Regions from separate parts of the Homo sapiens genome. Here regions 1 and 2 are each linked to region 3. Evidence: read pairs that join two places in POLR2A ChIA-PET (ENCODE). Cell type or tissue: OCI-LY7. All regions are shown on one strand.

Evidence for each region. ChIA-PET counts read pairs that join two places held together with the same protein. Peaks named below come from ENCODE experiments on the same cell type or tissue, not always from the same donor. Only the 100,000 strongest peaks of a DNase experiment are listed, where the experiment ranks them.
Region 1: POLR2A ChIA-PET joins it to region 3 with 16 read pairs; 6 of 35 experiments call an interaction of 5 or more read pairs at or near these places.
Region 2: POLR2A ChIA-PET joins it to region 3 with 12 read pairs; 10 of 35 experiments call an interaction of 5 or more read pairs at or near these places.

Annotation. Positions count from the first base shown.
Region 1 is chr12:25,132,964-25,140,963 of GRCh38, forward strand. The region is part of intron 9 of DNAI7 (dynein axonemal intermediate chain 7); the gene reads right to left. Among named protein-coding and RNA genes, the nearest start is that of DNAI7, 58 kb to the right of the region's middle. RefSeq lists an enhancer at 2,752-3,251. In OCI-LY7, CTCF peaks have their summits at 3,115 (motif pointing left) and 3,317; a DNase peak (open chromatin) is centred at 3,098.
Region 2 is chr12:25,122,450-25,130,449 of GRCh38, forward strand. DNAI7 (dynein axonemal intermediate chain 7) reads right to left here. Exons shown (of 16, transcript NM_018272.5): 10 at 762-837. Among named protein-coding and RNA genes, the nearest start is that of DNAI7, 69 kb to the right of the region's middle. In OCI-LY7, no CTCF peak of the experiment used is centred here; no DNase peak of the experiment used is centred here; H3K27ac peaks cover 679 bases.
Region 3 is chr12:24,987,078-24,995,077 of GRCh38, forward strand. LINC02909 (long intergenic non-protein coding RNA 2909) reads right to left here. Exons shown (of 4, transcript NR_171024.1): 4 at 6,347-7,250. Among named protein-coding and RNA genes, the nearest start is that of LINC02909, 6.4 kb to the right of the region's middle. In OCI-LY7, CTCF peaks have their summits at 4,584 (motif pointing right) and 4,785; DNase peaks (open chromatin) are centred at 4,624, 6,706 and 6,828; H3K4me3 peaks cover 2,047 bases; H3K27ac peaks cover 3,170 bases.

The DNA.
Region 1 (8,000 bases), 150 kb after region 3:
GTTTATGGGGCTACACAAATATTTGAATCCAATCTCTTTTTCGTTCATGCTTTTGGTTTTGATGCACTGGTAAGTACGAAAGGTCTTCTTAGTAAAGATAATAAAATAAGTTTCCTATATTCTGTTCAAATACTTTCATTATTTTTATAATTTTTGAATAGTTCAGTTTGTTTTTATATTTAAAACTGTGATTTTTTTTTTTTTTTAGTCTTTAGGGTAAAGTGAGAATCGAAATTTCTTTTAAATCTTAGTCAACTGCCCCAGCACCAATTGTTATATCAAACTCATCCTGTCCATTCTCGACTTCGAGTTTCTTTTATATAGATATTACACTCCTATTTCTATCCATCATCTCTCATTCTTTTCCCCTAACAAATCCCATTAAATTATCTCTGTCTTCCTCTTTTGAGCTGCTGATTGTCTTTATAAATCTAGTGATTTTTGCTCCCTGCAGTCTACTCACACCTACGAAAGGCGGTTTACACTGTTCAGAATCTGTGGCAAGTATAGGCCCATCTGACAAGTAGTTTTGTGTTGGGGGATTCTTCGCTCTAAGCAGTCACCCACCACCCTTCCCCCTTCAGCACAGAAGATGGCTTCCCCCTCCTGCCCTGGCACACCTCACCAATACTATGGGGTTCTTCGGCTTCTGTGGAAATCATACATACTTCAGCATTATTCATATTAGCATTTTCAGAATGTTGTGGGGTTTTCAGCAGAAGGATAGAGCACAGATACATAAGCATAAGCGTCTACACATGTGTCTGTTGGGTGGTGGTGAGATATGTTCCTGGAAATGAGGGTGCTGAGTTAATGTTACTCTCACTTTCTAGGCAATCACCTGTCCCTTTCTAAATCCCATGGATATAAATCCTCCAGCCAGGTTCCTGTATCTACCATTCACACAATTCTTACCATTCACAGACTTTGGACAAGTTTTCATTGCCTTTTATAAAGTAAAATTATTTCTGCCATATCACTAATTGCCTGCTGATCTTTATTTGAGGTTTCTTGGACTATGTATTTGTTTTGTTTTTATTTTTGTTTTTAAGACAGGGTCCCGCTCTCTTGCCTAGGCTTGAGTGCAGTGGCATGACCACTGCTCACTGCAGCCTCGACCTCCTGGGCTCAGGCAATCCTCTCACCTCAGGGTTCCTAGTAACTTGAACTATAGGCACATGCCACCACATCCGGCTACTTTTTTTGATTTTTAGTACAGACGAGGTCTTGATATGTTGCTCAGGCTGGTCTTGAACTCCTGAGCCCAAGGGATCCTCTTGTTTAGGCCTTGAGCCACTGCACCCAGCCTAGACTATGTATTTGAACATAGCCTCAAATTTGATAAAATGTGCATCTTGCCATTCATTATAATGGTTTTCCTTGGCGTACTTTTTTTTTTTTTTTTTTTTTTGAGACAGAGTCTCACTCTGTCGCCCAGGCTAGAGTGCAGCGGCACAATCTCGGCTCATTGCAACCTCTGCCTCCCAGGTTCAAGTGATTCTCGTGCCTCAGCCTCCCGAGCAGTTGGGATTACAGGCACATGCCACCATGCCCAGCTAATTTTTGTATTTTTAATAGAGACAGGGTTTCACCATGTTGGCCCGGCTGATCTCAAACTCCTGACCTCAGGTGACCCACCTGCCTCAGCCTCCCAAAGTGCTGGGATTATAGTCATGAGCCACTGCACCTGGCCTCCTTGGTGTACTTTTGTGGCACTTTCAACATCATCATTTGCATATCTTTATTCATCATTATAACCTAAAATGGTTCAATGTAACATTACATAATAACAAAAACTGGATGTAGTTAAACTCATTGGTAAGGGCCATTCAAACTAAGAAAAGCTTAGCTCGGTACTTTCAGGCCCACTAGCTGTCTACACTAATTGATGACAAATATTGAGAAGAAGATATAAATTCACTATGCAGTCAGTATTGTAGTGGATTCATATGCTTATATATTTAGTATAAAAGTATTGCCATTTAGGAAAAATGGCAGATATGAGGCAGGACTAACTTGAAGCTCCCACTTGGACAGACAGAACAGTGAGTGTATGGAGACTCACATCATGAACTTTTGCTCCAAGAACTACTGCAGGAACACACCAGGAAAACGGAAATAATTCACAGACTCTGAAAGAAGCACTTGCCACTGCAAACTCCATGAGACAGCCAAAATACTGTGAGTGTCCAAAGTGTGAGGGGGGATAATCTGCCTCCAAACACACATCCTCACTGGAGAACCTGAAAATCCAGATCATGGGAGAAGGATTTAACCTTACCTAGAACTGAAATGGATTTAGAAAGCCGAATGAAATATAAAAGTAGAAGAAGCAGTGGGAAGAGCCCTGTAGGCGCTCCTGGTCTCCAGGGAAGCCATTTCTGACTTTTATCTCACAGGGGTCCTTGGGGAGAGCTGCCAGTGGAATTGGGGAAGGACCACAGGGAGAAGGAAACTTCTAGCTGAACTTTGCAATAATTTCCACCAAACACAAATTTTCCTGGGCAGGATCCGGGAACAGGGGATGGGGGGCGGTGGGAAATGGGAAGTACAGACACAAGCACAGAAGCCACAGAGGGCAGCGGGGAGGGCAGGGCAGCAAAAGCCCTGTTTACTTTCTTAGCAGGGAGGCTGGTAGCCTGGGGCAAGATCTCAGCCCTACTCACTGGTTGCCTGGATATAAACTCAGTGCTGTTGGTGATGCATGGTGGGAGTGAGACTGGCCTTGATGGATGTGTAGGAGCTGGGTGAGGCCCATCACTGCTGACTTTCCCCCACCTCTCTGGCGGCCTGTATGACACAGCAGAGGCAGCCATAATCCCCCTGGGAGCATAATTCCACTGGCCTGAGAAGCATACCCCCATCCCCTAGAGCAGCCGCAGCAACCCCCGCCCAAGGAGAGTCAGAGCCCAGACATGCCTATACCTGCCTCCACCTGATGGTCTTTCTTTACCTACCCTGATAGCCAAAGGCAAAAGACATAATCTCTTGGGAGCTCTATGGCCCCATCCATCACCTGAGAAACCTGAATACTTATCCAGGTTACCTTAGGGCAAGCTTGTATCCTCCCACACTACCGCAGCTGATGCCCTCTTGAAAGCGCCACCTCCTGGCTGAAGGCCAACAAACAGCCAGCATTTGAGAAAACCAGTGCCCTAAACAAAACTACAACCAAGAACCCTCACAGAGTCCACTTCATTCCCCTGCTACCTCCACTAGAGCAGGTTCTGGTATCCACAGTTGAGAGCCCTGAAGATGAATTACATCACACGACTCTTTGCAGACACTCCGCAGTACCAACCTGGAGCGCAGTAGCTCCACTGGGTGGATAGACCCAGAAAAGTAATAATAATAACTGCATTCTGGCTCTCAGGAAGCCTCATCTGTAGGGGAAGGGGGAGAGCCCATCAAGGGATCACCCTGTGGGACAAATGAATCTGAAAAGCAGCCCTTGAGCCCCAGATCTTTCCTCTCATATAGTTTACCCAAGTGAGTAGGAACCAGAAAAACAATTCTGGTAATATGAAAAGACAAGGTTCTTTAACACCCCCAAAAGATCACACTAGCTCATCAGCAGTAGATCCAAACCATGAAAAAAATCTCTGAATTGCCACAAAAAGAATTCAGAAGGCCGATTATTAGGCTACTCAAGGAGTCATCAGAGAAAGGTGAAAACCAACTTAAAGAAATTGTAAAAATGATACAGGCGATGGATAAAAAAATCTCCAGAGAAATAGATAGCATAAATAAAAAACAATCACAACTTCTGGAAAAGAAAGACACACTTAGAGAAATGCAAAATACACTGGGAAGTTTTCAACAATGGACCTAAACAAATAGAAGAAAGAACTTCAAAGCTTGAAGACAAGGCTTTTGAATTAACCCAACCCAACAAAGAAAAAGAAAAAAGAATTTTAAAAAATGAACAAAGCCTCCAAGAAGTCTGGGATTATGTAAACAACCAAATCAAAGAATAACTGGTGTTCCCAAGGAAGAAGAGAAATCTAAAAGCTCAGAAAATATATTTGAAAGAATAATCAAGGAAAACTTCCCTGGTTTTTGCCAGAAATCTAGATATCCAAACACAAGAAGCTCAAATAATGCCTGGGAAATTTATCGTAAAAAGATAATCACCTAGGCACACAGTCATCAGGTTATCTAAATTCAAGACAAAGGAAAAAGTCTTAAGAAATGTGAGGCAAAAGATTAAAAGCAGATTTCTCAGCAGAAACCTTACATGCTAGAAGGGATTGGGGTCCTATCTTTAGCCTCCTTAAACAAAATAATTATCAGCCAAGAATTTTGTATCCAGCAAAACTAAGCTTCATAAATGAAGGAAAGATAAAGTCTTTTTCAGACAAACAAATGCTAAGAGAATTTACCACTAAGTCAGCACTACAAGAATTGCTAAAAGGAGTTATAAATCTTGAAACAAAACCTCAAAATATACCAAAACAGAACCCCCCTAAATCATAAATCTCACAGGGCCTATAAAACAATAACACAACATAAAAACAAAACAAAAAAATAATATATTTAGGCAACAACTAGCACAATGAATAGAATAGTACCTCACATCTCAATACTAACATTGGATGTAAATGGCCTAAATGCTCCACTTAAAAGATACAGAACCACAGAATGGATAAGAATTCACCAACCAAGAACCTGTTGTCTCCAAGAGACTCATCTAACACATAGAGTCACATAAACTTAAAGTAAAGAGGTGGAAAAAGACATTCCATGCAAATGGACACCAAAAGCAAGCAGGAGTAGCTATTCTTATATCAGATAAAACAGACTATAAACAACAGTAGTTTAAAAAGACAAAGAGGGACACTACATAATGATAAAAGGTCTAGTCCAACAGGAAAATATTACATTCCTAAATATATATGCACTTAACACTGGAGTTCCCAAATTTATAAAACAATTACTACTAGACCTAAGAAATGAGATAGATGGCAACACAATAATAGTGTGGGACTCCAATACTTCAACACTGACAGCACTAGACAGGTCATCAAGACAGAAAATGGAAAAAAAAAAACAAAACAAAACTATACCCTAGAACAAATGGACTTAACAGATATTTACACAACACTCTACTCAACCACTGCAGAATATACATTCTATTATTCATCAGCTCAAGGAACATTATCCAAGATATACCATATGAGAGGACACAAAACAAGTCTCAATAAATTTAAGAAAATTGGGCCAGGCACAGTGGCTCATACCTGTAATCCCAGCAGTTTTGGAGGCCAAGACGGGTGGATCACCTTAGATCAGGAGGTGGAGACCAGCCGGGCCAAATGGTGAAACTCTGTCTCTACTAAAAATACAAAAAATAGCTGGGCATGGTGGCATTTGCCCGTAATTCCAGCTATCCAGGAGGCTGAAGCAGGAGAATCACTGGAACCCAGGAGGCAGAGGCTGCAGTGAGCTGAGATCACACCACTACACTCCAGCCTGGCAACAGAGTAAGACTCGGTCTCAAATGAATAAATAAATTTAAGAAAATCAAAATTATATTCAGTATTCTCTCAGACCACAGGGAATAAAATTGGAAATCAACTTTAAAAGGAACCCTCAAAACCATGCAAATAAATGAAAATTAAATAATCTGCTCCTAAACAATCATTGGGTCAACAATAAAATCAAGATGGAAATTTAAAAATTCTTTGAACTGAACAATAATAGTGACAAAACCTATCAAAACCTCTGGGATACAGCAAAAGTGATGCTAAGAGGAAAATTCATGGTATTAAATACCTAAATCAAAAACTCTGAAAGAGCACAAATAGAAAATCTGAAGACACACCTCAAGGAACTAGAGAAAAAAGAACAAACCAAACCCAAACAAAGCAGAAGAAAAGAAATAGCTAAGATCAGAGCAGAACTAAATGAAATTGAAACAAAAAAAAAAATACAAAAGATAAATGAAATAAAAATCTGGTTTTTTGAAAAGACAAACAAAATTGACAGACCATTAGCGAGATTAACCAAGAAAAGAAGAGAGAAGATTCAAATAAACTCAATTAGAAACAAAATGAGAGATACTACAACTGATAGCACAGAAATACAAAAGATCATTCAAGGCTACTATGAACACCTTTATGCACACAAACCAGAAAACTTAAAGGAGATGAATAGATTCCTGGAAATATACACCTCTCCCAGATTAAAACAGAAATAAATAGAAGCTCTGAACAGATCAATGGCAAGCAGCAAGACTGAAATGGTAATTAAAAAAAAATTACCAATAAAAAAAAAGTCCAGAACCAGATGGATTCACAGCTGAATTCTATCAGGCATTCAAAGAAAAATTGATACCAATCCTATTGACACTATTCCAAAAGGTAGAGAAAGAGGGAATCCTTCCTAAATCGTTCCACGGAGCCAGTATCACCCTAATACCAAAACCAGGAAAGGGTATAACAAGAAAGGAAACTACAGACCAATATCCCTGATGAACATAGATGTAAAAATCCTCAACAAAATATTAGCTAACCGAATCCAACAGCATATCAAAAAGATAATTCATGCAGCCATAAAAAAGGATGAGTTCCTATCCTTTGCAGGGGACATGGATGAAGCTGGAAACCATCATTCTCAGCAAACTAACACAAGAACAGAAAACCAAACACTGCATGTTCTCACTCATAAGTGTGAGTTGAACAATGAGAAGCCATGGACACAGGGAGGGGAACATCACACACTGGGGCCTGTCGGGGGATGGGGTGATAGGGGAAGGATAGCATTAGGAGAAATACCTAATGTAGATGACAGGTTGATGGGTGCAGCAAACCACCATGGCACATGTATACCTATGCAACAAACCTGCACGTTCTGCACAGGTATCCCAGAACTTAAAGTATATAATAATAAATACATTTTTTAAAAAAGATAATTCACCATGATCAAGTGGGTTTCATACCATGGATGCAGGAATGGTTTAACATGTGGAAGTCAATAAATGTGATATACCACATAGAATTAAAAACAAAGCATCTGACAAAATCCAGCATCTCTTTATGATTACAACTCTCAGCAAAATCGGCATAGAAGGGAAATGCCTTAAGTTAATAAAAGCCATCTATGACAAACTCACAGCCAACATTATACTGAATAGGGAAACATTGAAAGCATTACCCCTGAGAACTGGAACAAGACAAGGATGCCCCCTTTCACAACTTCTATTCAACATAGTACTGGAAGTCCTAGCCAGAGCAATCAGACAAGATAAAAAAACGAAGGGCATCCAAATCAGTAAAGAAGAAGTCAAACTCTCATTGTTTGCTGATGATATGACTGTACACCTAGAAAACCCTAAAGACTCATCCTAAAAGCTCCTAGATATGATAAATGAATTCAGTAAAGTTTCAGCATACAAAATCAATGTACACAAATCAGTAGCACTGCTATATACCAACAGTGACCAAGCTGAGAATCAAATCAAGAACTCAGCCCCTTTTACAGTAGTTGCAAAAATAAATAAATAAATAAATAAATAAAATACTTAGGAATACACCTAACCAAGGAGCTGAAAGACCTCTACAAGGAAAACTGCAAAACACTGCTGAAAGAAATCACAGATGTCACAAACAAATGGAAATACATCCCATGCTCATGGATGGGTAGAATCATATTGTGAAAATGACCATACTGCCAAAAGCAATCTACAAATTCAATGCAATTCCCATCAAAATACCATCATCATTCTTCATGGAACTAGAAAAAAAAATCCTAAAATTCATATGAAACCAAAAAAGAGCCCACATAGCCAAACCAAGCTAAGCAAAAAGAACAAATCTGGAGGCATTGCATTACCTGACTTCAAACTATACTATTAAGCTATAGTCACCAAAACAGCATGGTACTGGTATAAAAATAGGCATATAGACCAATGGAACAGAATAGAGAACCTGGAAATAAAGGCAAATACTTACAGTCAACTGATCTTTGACAAAGCAAACAAAAACATAAAGTGGGGGAAA
Region 2 (8,000 bases), 140 kb after region 3:
AAAAAAAAAAAAAAAAAAAGAAGGAGAAGAAGAAGAAGAAAGAAAAAGTGAAGTTTAAGGCCTGTTATGAAAAAATATGCTAAGAAATATATAGAAAATAGATTCCTAGAAGTTATGGGGAAAGAAGCATAAAGTTAACAGAAAAGATGTATATAAATCTCAAACTAAAAGATTGACAAATTAGACATCGCTATTGCCTTGACACTTCTAAACTATATCCAACTGCTATTTGCCAGGACAAGACTGAATGCAAACACTTGTTAATACCCAGAAGTGTTGCGAGATTTTCAGTTGTGTATGTGTACTTGTGAAAGTTCATTACAATATTGTAGTAATACAAAATTAGAAACAACCTGCCTATCAATAGGGATTTAAAAAGTGTTCCATTATTGGATGGAATTATACAACTACTTCAAAAAGTGAGGTTACCAATGTATTCTTAGAATAATGTTGAATATTCATTTACATGAAATATATATTGTGTTCTATGTATGTAACACGTTGTTAGGTGGGAAAAAAGTAATTCTCAACAAAAACATTTGTATAATATAATCCCATGGTTTTATTAGAAATTAAGAGAGACAGGGATAAATTGAGCAAAGAAATCTGTTAACACTGGTATCTCAGAAAAGGGACTATGAAGAATTTTCACTTTAAATATATTTTTGCAATGTCTGAATTTTTTTAACAATGATCCTGTATTTCTTCTGTAAGAAGAAAATCTCAATAAAGTTAAATTCTTAAAATGTAATTTAGAATACCTGCTGAAACAGTTTCACTTAATACTTTCATCTCTCGTTCACATTTTATGGCTTCAGATTCTTCCTCAGCAGAACTCTATAAAAAACCACAGACATATGGGTGTGATTGTCAGTGTCTACATAGTACAGTCATTGTCTTTGTGTTCCAGTCCTCACTTCAGATGCCTGCTACCTTAATTCTAGGCTGAAAACCCCAAACTGATACTTGCTCTACCATAAAACTGGACTCAAAAGCAATATTTTAACAAGCAATTAAAATATCTACAAAACTTCACAAGGGCAAGAGGTTACCCTGCTCAGATTCTCTGCTGAAAATCCTCAAGTGTAAAAGATGGAGATTAGGAAGCAATGCAAGCTATAAAAAATATTATTTATATTTGCATTTTGGTTTATCCAGGAGGTAGATTTTGCTTAAATTTGATAATCAGCTCTGGTAGAGTCATCCCAAAGCCTGCTTTTGGGTAAGTCTCTCAAGGAAATTAAAGATGTTGCAGCTCAAGTAATGTAGAAGATAGTATCCCATTGTACTCTAGTGCAGTAAAAATAATCTAGACTTTATGTCTAAATCTGCCACTAACTTACCTTTCTGACCTTGAGCAAGTCATTTAACTATTATGAGCCTCAAATTCCTGATGTAACAATAACACATTTGGTATTTAACTGTGTATCAGACATATAACACATCTTGCAAACAATCCGAAGAAATAAGGAAACTGAAGCTGAGGGAGATAACTGTTTTAAGGGTCAAATAAGATAATGGAAATAAAAGAACTTTGGGTAATGTAAAGCACTAGATAAATGCAGTGTTGCTAGTATAAAAATTGTGTGTGTGTGTGTGTGTGTGTGTGTGTGCTAATACTTGCAAATTGAATGACATCCAGCAAACTTCACTTGACTTCAGGTAGCACCTGTACTTCTGCAGCAATAGAATAACCTTATACCAGAGTTCTAGTCAGAAATTTAAAGCTAGTTATTCCCATGACTCTTACCCATCATACACAGACAAGTCCCCCTTAGTAGACTAGCCTTTCCCATCTCTCATCACCATATTGCCCTATGTGTCTTCCCCCTGACCAGCTTTAACACTATTACATTCTCTGCAAACCCTTTCCATCATGCCTCTGAACCTTCTCCCTTATTTATTCATTCAAAAAAAAAATTACAGAGCTCCTAAATAGTAGTGGCATTGCTAGACACTGGCAATAAAAAACAAGGTCCCTGACATAAGGAACTTCCAGACTATTAGGGAAGCAAGTAAACAAATGGGTATATTTTTGTAAGTGTTGTAGTATAAAGTAAAGGAGCCACAATAGGAGTACAAGGAAGAGGAGTTAATTCTGTGGGAAAATGTGTGGGTGAAGACAGGCAACACCTCTCTTACCTAAAGGTAGTAAGTTTGAACTAAATTTTTTTTTAACTTTTATTTTAGGTTTGAGGGTGCATGTGAAGGCTTGTTGTACAGGCAAACTCAGGTCACAGGGGTTTGTTGTACAGATTATCTCATCACCTAGGTATGAAGCCTAGTACCCAATAGTTATTTTTCTGCTCCTTGCTCTCCTCCCACCCTCTACTCCTAAGTAGGCCCCAGTGTCTGCCATTCTCTTCTTTGTGTTCATCAGTTCTCATCATTTAGCTCCCACTTACAAGTGAGAATATGTAGCATTTGGTTTTATGTTCCTGCATTAGTTTGCTAAGGATAATAGCCTTCAGCTCCACCCACGTTCCTGCAAAAGACACGATCTCATTCTTTCTTATGGCTGCATAGTATTCCATGGTGGGTATGTACATTTTCTTTATCCAATCTGTCACTGATGGGCATTTAGGTTGATTCCATGTCTCTGCTATTGTGAAGAGTGCTACAATGAACATTCACGTTCATGTGACTTTATGGTAGAATGATTTATATTCCTCTGAGTATATACCCAGTAATGGGATTGCTGGGTGAAATGGTAATTCTGCTTTTAGCTCTTTGAGGAATCACCATATTGCTTTCCACAATGGTTGAACTAATTTACACTCCCACCAACAGTGTATAAGTGTTCCCTATTCCCCGCAACCTCACCAGCAACTTTTATTTTTTGACTTTTTAGTAGTAGCCATTCTGACTGGTGTGAGATGATATCTCATTGTGGTTTTGATTTACATTTCTCTAATGATCAGCGATATTGGGCTTCTTTTCATATGCTTCTAGGCCACACGTATGTCTTCTTTTGAAAAGTGTCTATTCATGTCCTTTGCCCACTTTTTAATAGGGTTGTTTCTCTCCTGTAAATTTAAGTTCCTTATAGATGCTGGATATTAGACCTTTGCCAGATGCATAGTTTGCAAATATTTTCCACCATTCTGCAGGCTGTTTACTCTGTTGATAGTTTCTTTTGCTGTGCAGAAACTCTTAAGTTTAATTAGATGCCACTTAATCAATTTTTGCTTTTGTTGCAATTGCGTTTGGTGCCTTTTTCATGAAATCTTTGCCCATCCTATGTCCAGGATTGTATTGCCTGGGTTGTCTTTCAGGGTTTTTATAATTTTGGGTTTTACATTTAAGTCTTTCATCCATATTGGGTTGATTTTTGTAAACAGTATAAGAAAGAGGTACAGTTTCAATCTTCTGCATATGGCTAGCCAGTTATCCCAGAACCATTTTAATTGAATAGGGAGTCTTTTCCCCATTGTTTGTTTTTGTCAGCTTTGTTGAAGATGAGATGTTTGCAGATGTGTGGCCTTATTTCTGGTCTCTCTTATCTGTTCCATTGGTCTATGTGCCTGTTTCTGTACCAGTACCACGCTGTTTTGGTTATTGTAGCCCTGTAGTATACTTTGAAGTCAGGTAATGTGATGCTTCCAGGTTTGTTGAACTAAATATTGAAAGATAATTATTAATAGATCCTCCCCCAAAAAGGGTGGGAGAGAATTCTAATGTGAGTGAAAGTGAAAGGCATGAAGCAAAACAGGATTCCAAGCACTCCAAGTGGTCAGGTATAGCTGGAGTGAGGCATGCTAGGAGGGTGTAAAGATCTGAGGCTGGAGAGATGCAGGGGCCAGATTGTGGACAGCTCTGAATGCCACTCTGAAGACTTTAAAATGTCTCCTATGGGTAAAGGAGAGCTCATAAAAGGCCTTCAGTAGGAACCTAATGTGAAGAAATTTGCATTTGGAAAGAGTATTCTGGCAGCCACCTGATGAATGGGCTGCTCAGTGAAGTGCTAGAAGTCCAGTGTAGACAAGATCAGGACCTACCCAAGGCAGAAGCAACCAGGGCCACTAGAAGGAGCTTATAGGAGAGATGATAAGGAATTAAAAGCAATCTAACTTGAGGAGGGACTGGATATAAAAGTAAAGCAAGGGAGAGGCTACGGCTGATGTTCAGGTGTTGGATTTAGGTAATTAAGGTAGAGAGTGATAACAATTAGCACCAAAAAAAAGAAAAAAGAAAAGGAAGAGGAAGGACAGGTTTGGGGGAAAAGTAATGAATTTGATTGTGGAATGTTGAATTTGAGGTGCCTGTGGGATAGCCAGGTGGCCTTTGGCATTATTTACCTTTAAAAACCAAGTTGCATTTATTTCTTTCAGGGAGGATTATGATCAATAAAAATACCAAAGATATCAGACCAATAGGTAAGTCAGTCTAATTCATATCTTTAAAAAGTTGAGAACTCTTCAAAGAGTTTAGACCAAACTGGCTTCTTATCTTGCAGGAACACTAGGAATTCAGACTTTCTCAACAGAACTTTTCCCTTGATAAACACGAGTACTTCACCTCAGCATGCAACAACAGGAATTTATCAGTTTCTATAGTACCACATCATAAAGAGGATATTCTTGCATATAACACATTGCCTTTACATAAGTCAATTTTTAAAAAAATTGTACTACTCTTTAGCTCAATTGACTCTTTTTTGAAGTTAGACTTCTAGAAGGATGCAGTGAGTCAACTTACATTCTAGCACAAGCTCCTTAATTTTGATAACTAGTCTAGAATGGGTTCCTGTAATTGCAACAGTGTCATCAGAACGTGCTCCCGCACAAAAACTTCAAATCTCATTTGCTGACAATACAGGTATAATGTATAAGCTTTATATATAATAATAATAATAAACTCCTTGTGTTTGTTGGCAATGAAGCCAAAAAAATACTTCTTTATTCCTATTTTCATCATGTTTTATATCTGGTAATGATGGTCCTCTTTCATCATAATTCTTTTACAAAATTGGGTGTTTTCCAAGTATTTTTTTCTTCTAGGTAAACTTTAATAGTATTTTGTCAAGTCTCAAAAACTGACAACTGGAATTTTTACTTCAATTGTATTAAATTTATAGACACAATAGATTTAAAGTAAATAACAATTTCTAAAAGATGTTTGCTTGGAAATGTTGACAGAATATGAATCAGAGAAGGTAGCTAAAGTATAACTTTTCAATGATATCTTGTCTCAATGTATACGAGAACTGGCTTATACCATGAAAGAATGTCATGGGACACTAGCAAATAATTTTCATTGCAACTTGATAAATGCACAGATAGTATAACATAGAAATTCCTTAGTATATGTGCAATTTGAATTTGATATAAAAACATAACCTATCATTAATAGGTGGATCAATAAAAACAGAATATAGATTCCAGAAATAGAGAATAGGATCCACTTGAAAATTTAGCATATGGCATTTCAGATCAATGGAAAACGCCTAGGTTTATATGGTATGTGTTTTGAGACAGCTGGCTAAGATTTGCAATAAAATAAATTTAGATTCATTCTTCTCACTTTACACTAAAATAAATTCCAGATGGATATAAGATTTAAATGTAAAAACAAAACTAAACCAATCAAAAGCTACAAAAACCATGAAAGTATTGGAAAAGAATATATGAAACTGATGCCAACAATTATTAATGAAGTAAATGATCTTGATAATATCTGCAAAATGTCAGCACTGAACACTTTACAAGTTTGACAGAATGTCTTGAATTTTATTATCCATCAACAGAAGATCTATGCAAAAGAAATTCATTGATCTGAAATATACTTTTTCATCAAAAGATAATTTAAATTTTACTATAACTCAAAATAAATTGTTGGAACTGATTCTTGATAAGGAATTGAAAATGAATTTTGAAAATACAGCATTAATTAAGAATAATTATCCTGGGTCTACTGGTCTCATTCATTCCAGTGGCTTTAAATACTATCTATAGACCAATGGTCCCCAAATATAAGCTAGTGATGCTCTGTAGGTCACACACATTGTACCGCTTGATTCCAGAAGTTCAGAACATAACCTGCACGTGAACATGTACGTAGCAGCTGTGTCTGACTTTCCTCTGAACTCCAGGTTCACATTTGCCTACCTGTCATTTCCACTTGCATCCCCCAAACTTACCCAAACAGAACTCTTTGTTTCACAGCCACTCTCAACTGTTTCACTCTATTTTTGTTCATCTCTGTAAACTGTATCACCATATGCCTCATTTCTCAAAATAAAAACTCAGTAAGATATATTTTACCTCCAAAACATCTCCCAAACATATTCATCTTTCTATAACTCTTACTGCAACCTCTGTCCAAACCACCATGACTTATTACTTACCAGTACTATTTAACTAGACACTGTGCTTTTATTCTGGCCCCTCACAATTTGTTCTCCATACAGTAGCCAGAATAACCTTTCAGGGCCATACATCACATCATGTCACACTCCTACTTACCACCCTCTAATGGCTCCCCACTACATTTACAATAAAAGCCTAAATTCTCACTCTGGCCTGCAAAGCCTGACTTTATCTGGCTTCTGCCTCCCTTTCCAACTTTATTACATACCACTTTGCTTCTTGCCCATCATACATCAGTCGCTGGCCTTCCTTCTCACTTCTGTTTTATGACTTCTGCAATAATTGTGCCTGAAGACTATTTTTACCTTCATTTTAAATAGCTGATTCCTTCTTGTCATCTGGGTCTCGGCTAAATAATACCCCATCAAACAGGCCCTCCCTAACTACCCAATGTAAAGTCACTCCCAGTTTAATCCTGTTTAATTTGGTGCATGAATGATTACTATATGGTATTTTCTACTTTTTCTTATTTATTGTTGATTTCTCCTAACTTGTATGTAAATTATGAGAGAAGGAGCCTTATTTGTTCTTTAGCCATCCTCCCGAGGGCCAGAATGGTGCCTACCACATAGAGGTAGGCGTATGATAAATATTCAGTAAGTGAGTAAGGAAATGAGAACAACTCCCAGGGTATGACCTGGAAATGCACTGAAAACATACATTTGTGGCACATTAAAGGTTGTTGAATGTTAAGGAGCTCTGATGCTAGGTTTTTTATATAACTTATTCCCATGGATTTTTAATTTATCCACGATGATCACAAAACATCCCAAATTACTAAGGCTATTTCATGTCTCCATACTTTTCCCTCTGACCAGAATAACTTCCTTTCCTTCCTATCTAAACTTCTCCATGCTACACCAAAAGATTCAGCTCATGTTACCTCATGAGAGAAGACTTCCAATCTGTTCATTTGTTTTTATTTTGGGTTTATTTTTATTTTATTTTTATTTTTTTTTTTTGACATGGAGTTTCACTCTTACTGCCCAGGCTGGAGTGTAATGGCATGATCTCAGCTCACCGCAACCTCTGCCTCCCAGGTTCAAGTGATTCTCCTGCCTCAGCCTCTTGAGTGGCTGGGATTACAGGTACCTGCCACCATACCTGGCTAATTTTGTATTTTTAGTAGAGATGGGGTTTCTCCATGTTGGTCAGGCTGGTCTCAAACTCCCGATCTCAGGTGATCCCCCTGCCTCGGCCTCCCAAAGTGCTGGGATTATAGGCATGAGACACCACGCCCAGCCTATTTTGATCTCTTAACCCCCATGTAGAATCTCTCTCATTGCATATATTAGAAGATATGGTAACTGTTACTCTTCTAATCCACAAGATTGTTAGCTCATTAAAAACAAGAGCGTGTTGAATCCCTTATCAATAGCAGGTATTTGGTAAATGTTTGCCAATAACATATACATTACATATATAAAATATTTATATGGGCCGGGCGCGGTGGCTCACGCCTGTAATCCCAGCACTTTGGGAGGCCAAGGCAGGCAGAGCACAAGGTCAGGAGATCGAGACCATCCTGACTAACACGGTGAAACCCCGTCTGTACTAAAAATACAAAAAATTAGCCGGGCGCGGGGGCGGGTGCCTGTAGTCCCAGCTACTTGGGAGGCTGAGGCAGAAGAA
Region 3 (8,000 bases):
CCCTCTCTCTCAAAAAAAGAGTTTGCTGTGAAAGAAAGGAAAGAAATGGAAACCAGCAGAGATAAGTAGAGAGTGCATACAGCCACTCACTCCACAGCCTCTGCAACTCTTGCTTTCTGCATGCCTACAGAATTAGCACCACATGGATACTGCCATACCCTTGACCTTATTAACAATAGCTGCAGCCCTGTCCTATCTCAAGTGCTGTATTCCACACTTTGACAAACACCTGCTAACTTTCCAGCTCACTCCTTGTAGTATCTCAAATTCACCAACCTTCTATCTTACCAGAATCTTTAATCCACTGACTTTATTACTATTATAATGTCCCTCATCCCCACACTTGTGTCATTTGTTTTCTCCCTACCTAGTTTACATCCTATGGTCATCAGTAGAGTCACTACTTTGCATACATTCAACTCTACTAAGTCCTTCTTACTTCTCACATCATACTTGCTTGGATAGATCACACCCCTAGTTAACTGCAACTCCCCACCTGCTCCGTGCCTGCAGCCATGCAGTTAAAAGACATAAAACTGTGCTAGCTGCTCTCCTATTAAATTTGGGACCATGAATTTTCATGCAGTCTTTCATGCTGCCCAGCAGTCATACAGTGTTTCCCTAATCCCTTCTCTCTCACATTCTCCCCTAGATTATTTTATACTTTCTCCTCTCCCTTATTTAACACTTCCTCCCTACAGCTTTGCTGAGATAGTTGAAGCAATCAGAAGAAATCATCCCCACCTCCCTCCCCTATAACTGCCCATCTGCACCTGTGCCCACACTCCAACCTTCCCTTCTTCTTAGGAATCACCTGTCTCTGCTGCTGGTGAAGTCCCACCACCTGTGCACTTAGAGTCACCCCTGACTCATGCTCAAGGACAGGTTCTGCCATTCTCATCTCTCTCTTCTGCATCCTCAGTCTCCCCCTCCTGATGATAATTCCCATAAACATGCAAACATGCAGTTATTTCTCCCAACTAAAACAAAAACTCCATTAACTCCACTTCTCTGTCTGCTAGTATCCATTTCTTTCCTTCCTTTTACAGCAATTTTTTTTTTTTTTTTTTTTTTTGAGACAGAGTTTCTCCCTTGTTGCCCAGGCTGGAGTGTAATGGCAAAATTTTCACTCACTGCAACCTCTGCCTCCCGGGTTCAAGCGATGCTCCTGCCTCAGCCTCCCAAGTAGCTGGAATTGCAGTCATGAGCCACCACGCCCAGCTAATTTTGTATTTGTAGTAGAGACGGGGTTTCACCATGTTGTCCAGGCTGGTCTTGAACTCCTGACTTCAGGTGATTCGCCCACCTCAGCCTCCCAAAGTGCTGGGATTACAGGCGTGAGCCACCGCGCCTGGCCCACAGCAAACTCTTAAAAAGCAGTATCCATCTTGGCAGTTTCTCATTTCTCTCCCCCATTCACTTTTGAACAAGTTATAATGAAATTGCTTTCATCAAGATCACCAATTACCTCCTCCTTCACTACTAATCCAAGATCGTTTCATAGTCCTCATTTTACTTGTCCTATCAGCAGCCCATTACTTTCTTCTCCGTAAAATGCTTTGTCCACTTGGCTTCCAGGACACTGCACTCACCTGATTTTCCACCTACCTTTCTGCTGTTCCTTTTCAGTCTCTTGCTAGTTCCTCCTCATGTCATCATTCAGACTGGTGAGTGCTGATGTGCAGTAGGGCTCAGCCCTGGACTTCCCTTCTCTGTCTGCCTTCACACCCTGGGTGATCTCAAGAGCTCTCGCAGCTCGAAGTGCCACCTGTAGGCTCAGGACTCCCAGATTTTTATCTTCGACCCAAAACCTCTCCCTTGAATCCAGACGTATATCCAAATTCCTATTTGACATTTCCACTTCATTTTTTTGACTTTGTACTTTATACAAACGCATTTTATTTTTATTTTATTTTATTTTATTATTTTTTAGAGATGAGGTCTCGCTATATTGTCCAGGCTGGTCTCAAACTCCTGAGCTCAAGCAATCCTCCCACTTCAGCCTCCCGAAGTACTGAGATTACAGGTGTGAGTCACCGTGCCTGGCCTACAAATGCATTTTATGTACAAGATTAATACATAAAATAGGACAATAAAGAACTATTCTGGGTTTGGTGGGAGGATTGGGGAGATATTGGTCAAAGGGCATAAGATTTCAGAAGAAATAAGTTCGAAAGATCTATTGTATATCATGGTGACTATAGTTAACAACAATATATTGTATGCTTGAAAATTGCTTAAGACAGTAGAGTTTAGGTGTTCTAGTCACACACACACAAATGATAAGCATGTGGAATAAAGCATATGTTAAATGCTTGATATAGTCATTTCACAATATGTACATATATCAAAACCGCATGGTGTACACCATAAATGCATGCAATTTTGACTTCTCAATTAAAACAAACAAAGAAAAACAAATTACTCTGAGTGAACTGGGTGAAAAGCAACCCTAAGGGGCTTTTCATTCACCTGAATATTTAATAGCCTCTTTTTTTTTTAAGTTAATAGAGGCAAAGTCTCACTGTGTCTGGTCTTGAACCTGAGGTCAAGTGATCCTCCCACTTTGACCTCCCAAGGTACTAGGATTATAGGCTTGAGCCACCATGCCTGGCCTTAATAGCATCTCAGACTTCACATTCTAAAACAGCTCCTGGTATTCCTCCTGTTCTCGAAACCATCTCAATCAATGGCAGCTACATTTTTCCCGTTGCTGAGGTCAAAATCTTGAAGTCATTCTTTATTACTCTCTTATTCTCATACCCACATTTGGTCTGCTAACATATTCTGTCTCATCTAACAGTCTATCTCCCTCTCTCTCTCTCTATCTCTCTCTCTCTCTATCTATCTATCTACAATTTACTGTCATCATTTCTCCTCTAGAAATATTGTGGAGTTTTTTGGGTTTGTTTGTTTGCTTGTTTGAGATAGGGTCTTGCTCTGTCAACCAGGTTGGAATGCAGTGACACAATCATGGCTCATTGCAGCCTCGACCTCCCAGACTCAGGCGATCCTCCCTCTTTAGCCTCCTGAGTAGCTGGGACTACAGGTGCATGCCACCATGCCCAGCTGATTTTTTAACTTTTATTTTTTGTAGAGATGGGGTCTCACTGTGTTGCCCAGGCTGGTCTCAAACTCCTGGGCTCAAATGATCCTCCTACCTTGGCCTCCAAAGTGTTGGGATTACAGGCATGAACCACTGTGCCTGGCCCTGGATTATTGCTGTAAACGTCTAACTTGTCTCACTATTTCTGCCGTTAACTCTCTTCAGACTCTCTTCAATTTATTCATTTATTCAGAGCACAATTCTGCTCCGTTTAAAATTCTCCAGAGGCGTCCCATCTCCCTTAGAGCAAAGGCCAATGTCCTATAACCCTAAGATCCTGTATAATTTTCCCCTGGCATTAGTGCTCCGCCCTCATTTCCTGCCACTCTCCCCTGTATTCAGGTCACTCCAGCCCCGCTGACCTCCTTGCTGTTTCTTGGCCATGTCAGGCACACTTGCACCTCAGGTCCTTTGCATCTGCCCTTCCTTCTGCCTGAATACATTTCCTCAAGTGTCCTCTCCCCAGTTCCTTCACTTCCTCAGGTCTTTACTCAAATATGCCTCCTGGAGAGCCCTTCCTGGGCTACCCTGTCTACAACTGCAAACCTCCCACCAAACTCATTCTTTGTATTTTTATATTTTCCTTTGGCATTTATCAGCCCATAACATGCTATATTTTTTGGCCTATTATGTTAATTTTCTGTCTCCCCCTGTGAAAAGTAAGCTGTATGAGAGCAGGAAGTTTGTCTGTTTTGTTCACTGTTTATCCTTAGCACTACAACATGCCTGATCCTACCAAGTACTCAGTATTTGTTGAATGAATGAATTATAATGGTGATGGGCATGATGAAAATAGGCAGACAGACAAGGCAAACATATACAATAATGCTTACTTTTATACACATTGGTGACAATTGTCAGTTGCAACTATTGTTAAAAAGTTATTTTATCCTCAATGTTCCTACATCATCAAAATAGAGTTCTGCACCCAGACAAGAGTTAAGGCACTAGAATTGAGGACTGCTACCAAAATGTGTGATTTTTGTAACTTAAAAAAGTCCCCACAGTGATATTTTAAATATTATGCTACCAAATATTATCATTCTTTTTTTTTTTTTTTTTTTTTTTTGAGACAGGGTCTCGCTCTGTTACCCAGGCTCAAGTGCAGTGACACAATCACAGCTGACTGCAGCCTTGACCTCCTCTGGCTCAAGCAATCCTCCCACCTCAGCCTCCTGAGTAGCTGAGACTACAGGCATGCACCCACCATGCCTGGCTAATTTTTATATTTCTAAGTAGAGGTGGGGGTTTCGCCATGTTGCACAGACTGGTCTCGAACTCCTGAGCTCAAGCGATCCACCTGCCTCAGCTTTCCAAAAGTGCTGGGATTACAGCCATGAGCCACTGTGCCCGGACTTCTTTTAAAAAAAAAAAAATCTTTCTTATGATACACAATTTGAGCTCACGAACCAGTAATCACAACATTGAGAATAAGATAAATCATAGGTAGGTTTATTAATGACTTCCAACTACTTACCAGCAGAGGGTGCTACTTATCCATATTTTCACACGTATAAAGCGTGTTTCGCTGAACTAACAGGCAGGCTTCAATACTGTAAATGACATTATCTTACAAATCTGTATTATGTGATAATGAATCAGCCACCCAAACATAAACATAATACCTTCAGTTTTAAAAATCTATATTTTTCTTGCCTTTATTTGTGAATTTAAATAGATGATACTGTACATGAATATGGTACAAAAATGTACAGAAATAATTAACTCTTTCTTCTATCCCAGTCCTCTAGTTCCTCAATTTTCTCTTCCAAGGTTATCATTGTCTCCAGTTTCTTCTGTATTTATGTGTATGTCTGTTATGTTTTGTGTTTGTATTGTATGTGTTTTTTGTTTTGTTTTGTATTTTAAATCAGAAATGCTATAAGTGCTATTCTTCAGCTTAGGGTTGATTTATAAACAAGCCCATAATTTTGGGATTCCATATCAGTACTTATAGAACATCTTTCTTTTAAACAGCTATATTTTATTCCAGTGTGTAAATAAACAGAAATTTATGTAACCAGTCCTCTGTTGATAGATGGTAAGGTTATTTTAAATATTTTGCCTTTCCAAACATTAGTAAATTAGTGTATTTTTACATTTATCTTTGTAAATATGTGCAAGTATATTTGTAGGGTAATTTCTTAGGGAAAATTGGGTAGCCATCTGAAAAATAATGAAGGTATAGTTTCATCTCTCTATACAAAGATAAATTCCAAATATATTAAATCAAAGACACTAGAGAAAAACAGAGGAGAATGTCTTTATGATTTTTGAGTCACGAAAGCTTTCTAAGGCTAACACGAACTCAGAAGGTATAAGAAAGAAGATTGAAATTTGACTGCACATTTTTAAAAATCTGTGTGGCAAAAACACCATAAACAAAAAACACAAATAACACCTGGTGAAAATGTATTTGTAACACATCCTACAAAGAACTAAATCTTGTAATATGTAAAGAGCTTTTGTGTATTGATAAAATCAAGCCCCATTCAAAAATGACCAAAGCATACAAATAAAACATAGAAATGGAAATACAAATGGCTTTAAACACATGAAACCATATTCATAAGGAAAGAAATCACAAATTACACTGTTTTTTGGTCTTTTTTTTTTTCCTTTTTGTGGAGAATGGGGGGGGGGTCTCACTATATCACCCAGGCAGGTCTTGAACTCAAGCTATCCTCCTGCCTCTGCCTCCCTAAATGCTGGGATTACAGGTGTGAGTCACCATGCCTCTTGAGAAATGCATATTAAAATAATGAGATGCTATATTTCACCTATCAGATTGGCAAAGACCAACATATTGTGTTCGTGAGGGTGTGGGGAAACAAGCAGGCTCACAGATTGTTGGTGAGACTGTAAATTGGTACAACCTCTATGGAAACCAATTTGGCATCAGCTAGCAAACTTTTAAAACTAGCCAGGTTTAGTGGCTCACAACTGTAATCTCAACATTTTGGGAGGCCAAGGCAGGTAGACTCTTGAGCTTAGGAGTTTGAGACCAGCCTGGGCAACAGGGTGAAACCCTGTCTCTACTAAAAATACAAAAATTAGCTAGGTGTAGCATGGCTGTAGTTCCAGCTACTCGGGAGGCTGAGGTGGGAGGATCGGGCTTGAACCCAGGAGGTCAAGGCTGCAGTGAGCTGTGATTGCACCACTGCCCTATAGCCTGGGTGACAGAGTGAGACTTCCTTTCTCTCTCTCTCAAAAAAAAAATTTATATGAAAGTTAGTAGAGTTTTTTTTTCTTTTAGTCAAATCTGTTTATTTGGATTATCTGCATGTTCTTAACCAGAAGGAAATGCTACACAGAGTTGAAGAATAAAGACAAAATATTAAAAATTTAAGGTAGGTATTATGTTCTTTGTATAATGTGGATAACAGCCATATTGAGCTACGGAAAGTAACATGACAAAAGAATCTCTGAGTGTATATCACTCACGGTCCTTTAGGAAATCGATAGTACCTTTTTTTAAAAAAAAAAAAAAGGAGGCTGCAAAGAGTTTCAATTCTTGAAAGTGTAGGCAGGGTTAAGGGAAACAGCATGGGGTGGTGGGCAACCTCAGGTGCTGGCATCTGGCTCTAGGAAGCCATTACCCTCCCTGGCAAGAGGCAATGGAGAAAACACTTACAGAACCAAGTGAACACTGTCACTTTGGGAGAGGCCACCTGACAGGGGCTGTGGAAAAGCGTGAGCCACTGTCAGACAGAGACCTGGCAGGGTGGGAGCCAGGAGAACAAATGCTGCAGACTCTTCCTCCTCCTGGCCCTCCATCTGCTGGGCCCTCCCACTGGCCACATTCAATGGGAAATCAGAGGGCAAAGGAGCCAGACTGATGCTGTCAATAGAGGCCTGTCTCCTGGGATGCTGAACAAAGATGGGTTGCTCTTGCTCTGCATCCACGGGATAGATCCGGAAGGGCAACGGATGATTTCATTCAGTGTAATATGCATCTTGGTAATATATTCAGGGCCTTGCTTCATTTCCACCTTTCTCCAAAAACATATTATCACTTTTCTTTCAAAGTAATTACTTCTGTAGTAATCCTTTTTGGAATGGAAGCCATAGATCATTCAAACTCCCAATCCTTTTCTTTCCGAGACAGCATCTTTATATGAAAATTGTCATAGCATGATGTAGGCTGATTTAAAAAAAGAAGAAAAAAAGGCTTTCTGAAGAGACTGCATTTGCACATTAAAGTCCAATTAAAAGGCTGGGCACAGGCACTTTGGGAGGCCGAGGCAGGCAGATCACTTGAGGAGTTAGAGACCAGCCTGGACAACATAGTGAAATTCTGTCTCTACTAAAAATACAAAAATTAGCTGGGCATGTTGGCGCACGCCTGTAGTCCCACTTACTTGGGAGGCTGAGGCATGAGAATTGCCTGAACCAGGGAGGCAGAGGTTGCAGTGAGCCAAGATCACACCACTGCACTCCAGCTTGAGCAACAGAGCCAGAATCTGTCTCAAATAATAATAATAATGATACTTCATTTAAAAAAGCAACTTAAAGGCAATGATACCTAGAATATAAGCACATTAAAGAGTATATTATGAGAAATAAATAGTGCATTTTACATAGAGTGGGTTTTGAAAAATAAAAGTTATGTTTGGCCATGCATGTACTGGAGAAGGAGTCCATTATCTGGTTTTCTTCTTTTCTTTCCTTTGTTTGTTTTTATTATTGTTGTTTTTGAGACAGGGTGTTGCTCTGTCACCCAGGCTGGAGTGCAGTGGTGCAATCTCTACTGGCTAACTGCAGCCTCGACTTCCCAGACTCAAGCTTGATCCTCCCACTTCAGCCTCCCAAGCAGCGGGACTACAGGTGCGTGCCACCATGCCTGGCTAATTTATTTTTTACTATTTTATTTTATTTATTTATTTATTTTTTA